2 separate regions of the Homo sapiens genome follow, and region 1 is linked to region 2. The links are chromatin loops, found by intact Hi-C in ENCODE. Cell type or tissue: MCF 10A. All regions are shown on one strand. Links, peaks and the distances in the headings refer to the core of each region. The heading gives the core; the rest is flanking DNA. Region 1 has its middle 40 kb from the start of NACA2. Region 2 holds the start of LINC02875 (long intergenic non-protein coding RNA 2875).

Evidence for each region. Hi-C counts contacts between places; a loop is a spot of excess contacts. Peaks named below come from ENCODE experiments on the same cell type or tissue, not always from the same donor. Only the 100,000 strongest peaks of a DNase experiment are listed, where the experiment ranks them.
Region 1: it touches region 2 in a loop (12-fold over the local background); 94 of 110 quality-filtered maps call a loop at or near these places.

The regions. Positions count from the first base shown.
Region 1 is chr17:61,549,309-61,553,692 of GRCh38, reverse strand. No RefSeq gene overlaps it. Among named protein-coding and RNA genes, the nearest start is that of NACA2, 40 kb to the left of the region's middle. In MCF 10A, for the core only: a CTCF peak has its summit at 2,320; no DNase peak of the experiment used is centred there.
Region 2 is chr17:61,410,293-61,414,676 of GRCh38, reverse strand. LINC02875 (long intergenic non-protein coding RNA 2875) reads right to left here and starts at 2,926. Exons shown (of 1, transcript NR_160788.1): 1 at 1,397-2,926. RefSeq lists silencers at 1,920-1,979, 2,000-2,059, 3,580-3,749 and an enhancer at 3,629-4,211. In MCF 10A, for the core only: a CTCF peak has its summit at 2,137 (motif pointing left); DNase peaks (open chromatin) are centred at 2,146 and 2,376.

The DNA.
Region 1 (4,384 bases), core at 107-4,106, 140 kb before region 2:
CCCAAAGTGCTGGGATTATAGGCGTGAGCCACTGCTCCTGGCCGGTTTGGTATATCTTTTTAACAAAACAGCGTGTGACAGGATGGCCTCACTCTGAGTCCTGGAAGGCGAGGCACAGGAGCTGATGAATTTTCTTTGTATGGAGGCCCAAATGCACAATGCTGCCATGTTGTGAATGTGATTGGATAGTGTAGAGATGATGTAGGCCTTCTTTATATTTGGGGCTTCGCTTTCTCTTGTTGCCAGCTTTCATAGGATCCTTTCCTTCACCTGTCCCCGGACCAAACCTCACAATTCACATATGACTGTGGGAGTTGACTAAACTCTTTGTAATTCTATAGAATCCTTTATACAAAGCTGATTACAGCTTTGGTGCTTTGTGTACGACCAAGCCCTCTAACACCCAATTTCTTTTGTCAACATAAATCCTAATTTGAGAAACTTTCTTGTGGTAAAAACACAATCTGATGAAGACATGAATTTGGTTTGACTCACATTTGGCTTGGAAATATGTTGTTGATAAAGGATCCCCCTTAAGCGTATTTTTCAACACAGATATTTCTCACTCTGAATTGATTTTTTATAAAGGGAAGGGAAAGGGAGAGAAGGGACATTAGGAATATTGAACATTCATTTTGTATCCGTCTCTGTCTTACATGTTTTCACAAATCTAACTTGATCAAACATTTTTTAAAAAATGTTATTTCTCCCATTTGAACAGAGGAGAAAATTGAGTGAGAGGTCAAGTAACTTGAACAAGTTCCTTGGTAATAAACTAATAAATAGCAGGACCTAAATTCAAATCCTAGCATGTGGGACAGTTACTGGCCAAGGTATACCAGAGAGGTGCTTGGGTCAATTCAAACACTAATAATGAGTGTCATGGAAGTACTGGAATTAAATCTCACTTAAAGATCAAGTGCACTGGCCTGGCGTGGTGGCTCACGCCTGTAATCTCAGCATTTTGGGAGGCCGAGGTGGGCGGATCACGAGGTCAGGAGATCAAGACCGTCCTGGCTAACACAGTGAAACCCCCTCTCTACTAAAAAAATACAAAATAGCCAGGCATGGTGGCGGCCGGCTGTAGTCCCAGCTACTCGGGAGACTGAGGCAGGAGAATGGCGTGAACCCGAGAGGCGGAGCTTGCAGTGAGCCGAGATCGCGCCACTGCACTCCAGCCTGGGAGACAGGGCGAGACTCTGTCTCAAAAAAATAAAAAAAAATAAAAAGATCAAGTGCACTACATACCCAGCCATGGCCAGCCAGATATTAAATATAAACACAAAAGAAATCTCTTCCAATCCTATATCTTGTGGCATTTGAGATTACGTCTATAATCCCAGCACTTTGGGAGGCTGAGGTGGGTGGATCACGAGGTCAGGAGATCAAGACCATCCCTGCCAACATGGTGAAACCCCGTCTGTACTAAAAATACAAAAATTAGCTGGGCTTGGTGGCGGGTGCCTGTAGTCCCATCTACTCAGGAGGTTGAGGCAGGAGAATCGCTTGAACCCAGGAGGTGGAGGCTGCAGTGAGTCAAGATTGGGCCACTGCACTCCAGCCTGGCGAGAGAGAGAGACTCCGTAAAAAAAAAAAAAAAAAAAAAAAAAAAGACCAGACATGGTGGCTCATGTCTGTAATCCCAGCACTTTGGGAGGCCGAGGCGGGTGGATCACGAGGTCAAGAGATCGAGACCATCTTGGCCAACATGGTGAAACCCCGTCTCTACTAAAAATAAAAAAATTAGCTAGGGCATGGTGATACACGTCTGTAGTCCCAGCTACTCGGGAGGCTGAAGCAGGAGAATCGCTTCAACCTGGGAGGCGGAGGTTGCAGTGAGCCGAGATCGCACCACTGCACTCCAGCATGGTGACAGAGAGAGACTCTGTCTCAAAAAAAAGAAAAAAAAAGAAAGAAAGACAGGGAGAGAGGGAGGGAGGGAAAAAGAAAGAAAGAAGAATGAAGGGAGGAAGAGAGAAAGAAAAACGAGAGAGGGAAAGAAAGAGGAAGGAAGGAGAAGAAAAGAAAAGAAAAAAGAACAGAGTAAGAACAACAACAAAAAAAAAAACCTGTAGTAATCAGGCCCAACACAGACTCAAGCCAGAAGACAGCACTAGACCCTGGGCACACGGAGGTAGAGAAGTCCAGAAGGTGAGAGGAGACCTAAATTCTACCTCATACGCATTTCTGCGTAGGTTCCAGTGACACAACTATCCGTGTGCCTCTGAAAATAATTTCTGTACTTTGGGCAGACTGTAGATTGCCTATGCCTGGTTGATGTTTTTATTCCCTGAAAATTTAATCCTAGCAGTGAAGCCATTCATATTCTCAACAGTAGAGGTCCTCAGTACCATAGTTCTTCAGCAAAGATGCTGAAAAAAAAAATTCTCCAAACCTTGAATTATTTGGCGTTTATGGTTGCTTATGGAACTTAAGTCATTTTATGGATACAATTGTCTATTTTTTATGTCATTAATAAACAAAAAAATTTAGTCCTCATGGTCCGATCTTGGCTTAAAATTTCACAGTCTTTTGTAACAGCTGAAATAATGTGTCAAAAATCAGTTAACAGTGAAATAATTTGAAAAAATATATATAAAGCATTCTCTTAAAGCTTTGGGATAAAAAGACCATGAGAAAATGTTTAGAGAAGATGTTGAAATTTGTTGTGATGAAAGTAAACAGTGATTTTTTGGGAAAGATGGGGGGTGTTGGTTCTGTTTTTCTAAAAACTATCAATTTATGTCTTGTCTATTGTGTTTAGAACTATAGAGCTATAAGATACTTAGGGTTTTTTTGTTTTCTTTGTTTTTTGTTTTTGTCCCAGGGATATTTATTTGAATTTTCTACCTGTAAACACAATTTGCTAACAGCTCCATTTACCCTTTCTTTTCACCAAAATTTGACATTGTCCTTAATCCTCCCAATTCTTTATTCTCCATATAACAATCAGGAAATTTTATCATTTCTACCTCCTATATATTGCATGTCCCATTTTCCATCTCTCGGGCCCCCATTGCCCTAGTTTGGGTCCTTAACTTGGTTGTTATAATTTTCTTCTATCCAGTCTTCCTATTTCTAGTTTCATATCTTTTTAAACCATTCATTGCATATTTATAAAACTGTCTTCCTAAAATGCCATTTCCCTGCTTAACACTTCCAGTGGTTTTCCATCACTGCTGAACAAAGCACAAATTTCCTAGCATAGCCTGCCTGTTCCTTTATAACCTTGTCCCTAACTACCTCTCCAGCTCTATTGTTTTCTTCCCTTTTTACCATAGCCCTCAGATCTGTATTCCAACCACACACTGAACTGAACTACTAAGAGTTTCTCAGATGCATCAAATTGTTTCAACCTTTCTGTCTTCGCATGCTGTTTTTCTCCTGAATATTACTATTCTTTCTTCCCTTATTCCTTGTTTACCTGACCAGTACCTAATTCTTCCTTTAAGATCCAGGCCAAGTTATCTTTTGCATTGTAAAACATTTCCTGAACCTCAGGCATTACCTTCTTTGTGCCAACATTCTATATATTCTTCCACTGCCATAGACCCGGTAGTATACTAGCTATTTCTCCTGCTAAACCAATGATTCTCAGTGGTGACAGAGAGTGTGCTGGGGGCAGTGCAATTTTGCCCATCAGAGGACATTTGGCAATGACTGGATCCATTTTTTATTGTCACAGCAATGGGGTGGTGGTGGTGCTACTGGCATCTATTGGGTAGAGGCCAGAGATGCTGCTGAACATCTTCTCATGGCCAGGACAACCTCCCACAACAAAGAATTATCCAGTCAAACATGGGTAGTACCAAGGTTGGGAAACTCTGTGTCAGACCTTAAAATTGTATCTTTTTAAAAAACTTTGAATCCTTAGAACCTAGAACAATGCCAAGCAAAAATTAGGCACTAAATAAATATTGGTTGAAGGAGTGAAAAATTCCATAGAGTTATCTAAAGGGAATCCATTCAAGGATTTTAAAAATATATTATTTGGAAAAATAACCAGAGCCCAAATTCAATCACATTCAAAAGTATAATTTGACATTTATCTTAAAATTTCCTTAATAATGCATAGAAAGACTAGATTAAGATTTTGAACTGATTATATGCCTGTTTCTCCCAAAAAAGTCATAAAATGTCAAAAAACAAGAAAAAGTCTATCAGATTACATATTTTGAAGAACTCCTGAAAGAGACCATAGCCGATGGAAGGGAGGAAATAATCAAAGAAATAATAGAAGAAAATTTCCCAGGTCTGAAGGCAGATGGAAAGGGCCTGCATCGTGGGCTTACCTCAAAATACCAAGAATAAAGACAGGAAAAACCATCTACAAAAGCGTAGATTTTACATTGGCATTTCATGTCTAATTACTAGGACTAGATAC
Region 2 (4,384 bases), core at 212-4,211:
TTGCAGGCCCAGCTGGGCTGACTGGAGCCATGAGGCCACCCTCCCCCGGGCCTGCTGGACTTGGGCTCTGAGCCAGGCTGCTTCTCCCACGGACACACCTCCTGGCCAGGACATCCGGGCACTCCCTCCCCTGCCCCGTTTGCCCTTTTCCTGCTGCAAGCCTGACTCTCACCCATCATCACTTCATCAGCGAAAGTTTCCAAGGGCCAGGCCCAAGGGATTGTGAAAGAGCTCCGTCCTTTATTTACTGGATGGCCTTGGGCACCTCACTTCATTTCTCTGAACCCCAATGTCATGTCTGTGAAACGAGGACTCATAGTCTCCACCCGGCCAGTGAGGGTCGGGGAGAGGCCACATGTGAAAGCGCATTGACTGCCATGAAGGCTTCCTCGCAAGTAAGAAATTAGCCTGGGGGACCCCCTTAAACATGGGTGCCTGAATGGCCTTCATTGGTATCGCTTTCTCTCTTTGGGGTCTCTCTTTGGAGAGAAGTCACACACAGTCAACAAATTGTAGTGCTGGGCACCAAAGTCACCCCCGCCCCCCCGCCCGCAACCCACTAGTCTGCATCTCTCCAAAAGCAGCTTGCTCGAGGTAGAAGGCCAAGCTGTGACTGACAATCGCACCCCACAGGGAATGGAGGCAGCCGGGACTTAGAATGTAATTTCCTAATTGGGAATTCATCCAGGCCACCAACCCAGTCCCCCACCCCAAGAATCTTGGCCAAGGTCCTCAAGGTCTGTGACTCCACCTATCCCTCTGGCTCAGGTTCCTCAAGCATTAAATGGGAACATGGCTCTTCTCTGAAGCAGTTGAGGCTGGGGGCGGGACGGGGGGGAAACTGGACCCAGGTCAACTGGCCATTCGCAGATCAACTGGATTTTAGTCCAAACTACTTATTTTGCAGATGAGGCTTCTGCAGCCCAGAGAATAAAGTCACATTTTCAAAGAGCACTCACAGCTCTAGAGGCAGAGTTCGACCTTGTACCTATCTATCTCCTGTCCAGTTTTCCTACCAAGCAGCTGCTTCAGCCATAGATGAGCATGTAGATAATTATTAAATCACCAAAGATTTGGTCCTATTCTCTGCTACACTGTACTTTGAAAGAGAAAAGAGCTGAGAGCCTAGTGCAGGGACGACATCTGGCCTGGGTCCCATCACCCAGCCGGTGACTGTATTGCAGTGGAAATGACCCTCGACTGGTGTTAACTGGGCTGCTTTCTAGCCGTGTGCCCTTAGGAAACGTGTGTAGGGTTAATCTCTGAGGGTGCCAGAGCTCATCTGGGGACATAAAAGGTCAGCTGGAAACAGGCTTCTAAGCCCCACCCCCTCCAACTCTGGCATTCCCCAGCCAACGGGTCTTACATCCCCAGCCTCCCATTGAGACTTGACCCAGAGCATTGGTGGCTTTTAATCCAAGGGCGAGATTCTCAGGCTGACCCCTGGGCCCTCCCCAGTCCCCACCACCTCCCGCTGGAATAACGCAGCCCAAAGCCTCCCCTATGGAGGCAGGAACTTAGGTGAGCAGCTCCACAGGGCACATCCTGCCCTCGACCCTGAAGACCCCGCCCTGAAGAGCCGGATGAGGGTGGTGAGGAGGGCGGGTCGGAGCCGAGGGGGCCCTCTCCGCTGGAGGAGCGCTGGATCCCCGCCGATCCTTCCCCTATCCCGCCCGTAAGTCCTCACCGTCGAGTGGGCCCCGCGCTCCTAGGGCCGTGCGCCCCGCGCGCTGCGGATGCCAGCCACAGCCCCCTTCGGAGGGGCCCAGGAGGCCGGAGGCCGGCGGCTCACTTCCCGCAGAGAGAACGCGAGGGCCCAGCCCCGCGGGCGCGCAGAAGAGGACAAGCTGGGGTCTGCAGCAGCCTGGAAGGTCGCCGAGCTGGCGCTGCCGGGCGGTTCTGGCAGCAGGGGAGAAGGCCCCACCCCGAGCCTCAAGCCCTCCGCTCAGTGTGTCCGCAGCCCCGGAGTCCCTCGGTCCCTCGGCGGCCTGTGCCGGGCTCCGGACCCGGCTCTGCCTGTGTCGGTGGCTGTGCCTCCGTGCCCCGCTTGCCGGGGTCCGCAGTCTATCTCCCGCTCTCGCCCGAGGCGGGCTGTGAGGCCGCGGCCCGGGCCCTGGCCTGCAGCGCCATCTCGTGGACCTGTGAGGAGTTGCCGAGGCCCGAGGCCTGGGCGGGCTCTGGGTTCGCTCCCACTCGTGCTCCCGGCGGGGAGCTGCGGGAGCTGCCAAGAGGACTCGCTGGGAAACCAGGCGCGGCCGTCAGCGCTGGAAATCGGTGCTTCCGGAGTGGGTTTGGGGTCCCCGGCCCCATCCAATAGGAGGAACAGATATGCGCCTCCGGAGAGCCCAAAAGGAAGTCCAAGTGCAAAACCGCCCCGGGCGTGCTCGGACACGTTCAGCGCCCGGCAACCAGCCTCCACCCCGAAGGCGCTCCCGGGAGGGTGCCCAGGAGACCCGGAGCTCGGGCTTCCTCCCAAGAGGGCGGGGGCTCCCTCCGCTGCCGCCCTGTCCTGCGAGCAGGGAGCGCTCGGCCTCCTGCGGGATCCCGCCTGACCGCCGGTGCTCCGCACCTCGGGGCCAAGGACAGCGAAGGAGGGGGAGGAAGCGGGACTGGATTTTGGGTCCTTCCCAGAGCGGAGGAAGGCAGGCTCGGGGTATAAATCCAGGGCTCGTAGAGGCTGTCCCTCAAGGGGCCGTCCCATAACCGGGAAATAGGGGGTCCCGGCCTCAAGCCGGGGCGCTTGAGCGTGAGAGTCCCGGGGAGAGCGAGGCTGAGCGCGCCCCTCCCGCCCCAGGAGCACCCCACGCAGGAGTTCGCGGTCAGCTGGGGAGGCGGGCCCGGGAGCTGCGGCCTTCGGGAGGGCAGGGCCAGGCCATACCGGTGGCTCCGGTTCTCCACAGCAGCGGCGGGGGAGTGGAGGAGGAAGGGCTTGAGGGCTCGGAAGATTCCGATTAACCCGAGAGGAAATGAGGTCCCCTGGGCCTTGGGATCCGGGCGGCTTAGCCGCTAGGGGTCTCTCGGAGCCCCTGCACTCACACCCTCCATCTCCGAGTTCCTCCGGGAATCGCACGCGCCACCCCACACCGACACGCACAATTCCCTCTTAGACCTCACACGCCCCACACGCGAGAGCCCGAGGCGACAGGCTAGGCCGCCAGCAGGTATCGCCATCGTCCCAGCACTGGCCCTCCTGCCACGCGTGTGCCGGCGGCTCTGCCGTCCAAGGACCCCGGGCCAGGCCCTGAAGGGTTAAGGAGGCCTTGCGGCACCGGAGCGGCGGGTACGCCGGGCGCCTAGGCTAATTGGCGACCCCGGGGACAATGAGGGCTGGGAGGCCGGGGAGGAGGGTGGCTTAATTGGACATGGGAGTGGCCTAGCCTTTGTCTGGGACAAGGCCCAGCCGCCGGCCGCGGGTTCCCGCAGTCGCACTCAGGCTACCAGCTGGGGCCCCGCGGAGCGCCGGGTGGGCGACTCGGAGGGGACATGTGCGGCGGGAGGTGGCGGCGAAAGTGGTGTGGGGGATCTCGAGGCCCTGGAGTCCCACCCCACCCCACCCGGGTTGCTGCAGCAACGACGCGGCCTAAAAACGGCCGCGACTAGGCCGCCCCGCCCGGCCTTCGCAGGCACCCGCCTCCCCCGCGCCCATGCCCGCACCCGCACCCCTCCCGCGACCCTAAGTCGGTGCTGCCCCCTGGTGTCCGCAGCCCTGTACGTAGGCCGCCGCGGGCGCGCAGCCGACTCTCGTCTCCCTCCTAATGTCCTGCTGAAAGTGAGAAGCCGCGGGACGCAAACGCGCCGCTCCTCTAGGAGTATGAGAGGCGTTTCAGCCCAAAGCGACCTCCAGCAAACGCGCTGCCCACGAGCTTCTATTTAGGCTGGAAAACGGGCTTCTCTGTCCCTGTCGGGTTCCCGGACCTGCCCGCAGGTCTGAGGCAGGGAAGCCAGAACCCACCCTCTGGGGTTGGGATACGTTCTACTGCAACCTCCCACTCGTGCACTGGCTGAGTCCCCTCCCTGCTCCAGCCGCATTCGGCGTGGCCTGGGGGCAGCACCATCCTGAAGAGGCGGGCCTGGTTCTCTCTCTCTCGCTCCTTGCAAATGTATCGGCCCACAAAGGCGTCCTGGGAGTCTGGGGGCCCAACTGTCCATTCCACCTTCACCATCACCGTTCCTCCATCTCAACGTCCCTGGTGTTTTGGAAGCCAGCACCCTCCCCAAGCCCCACCCTGTGCAGTGCCCAAGGTGGGCAGCCTGTTGGGGCAGGGCGTTCAGGGTCCCCAAGGCTTAAAGAGGAGAGAACTGGGAAGGAGGTGGCGTGCTCGGTGACCGACCAGACCCAGGGCTAAAGGAGTGCCCGCCCAGCTCCCACTGCTAGAAGTGGGGG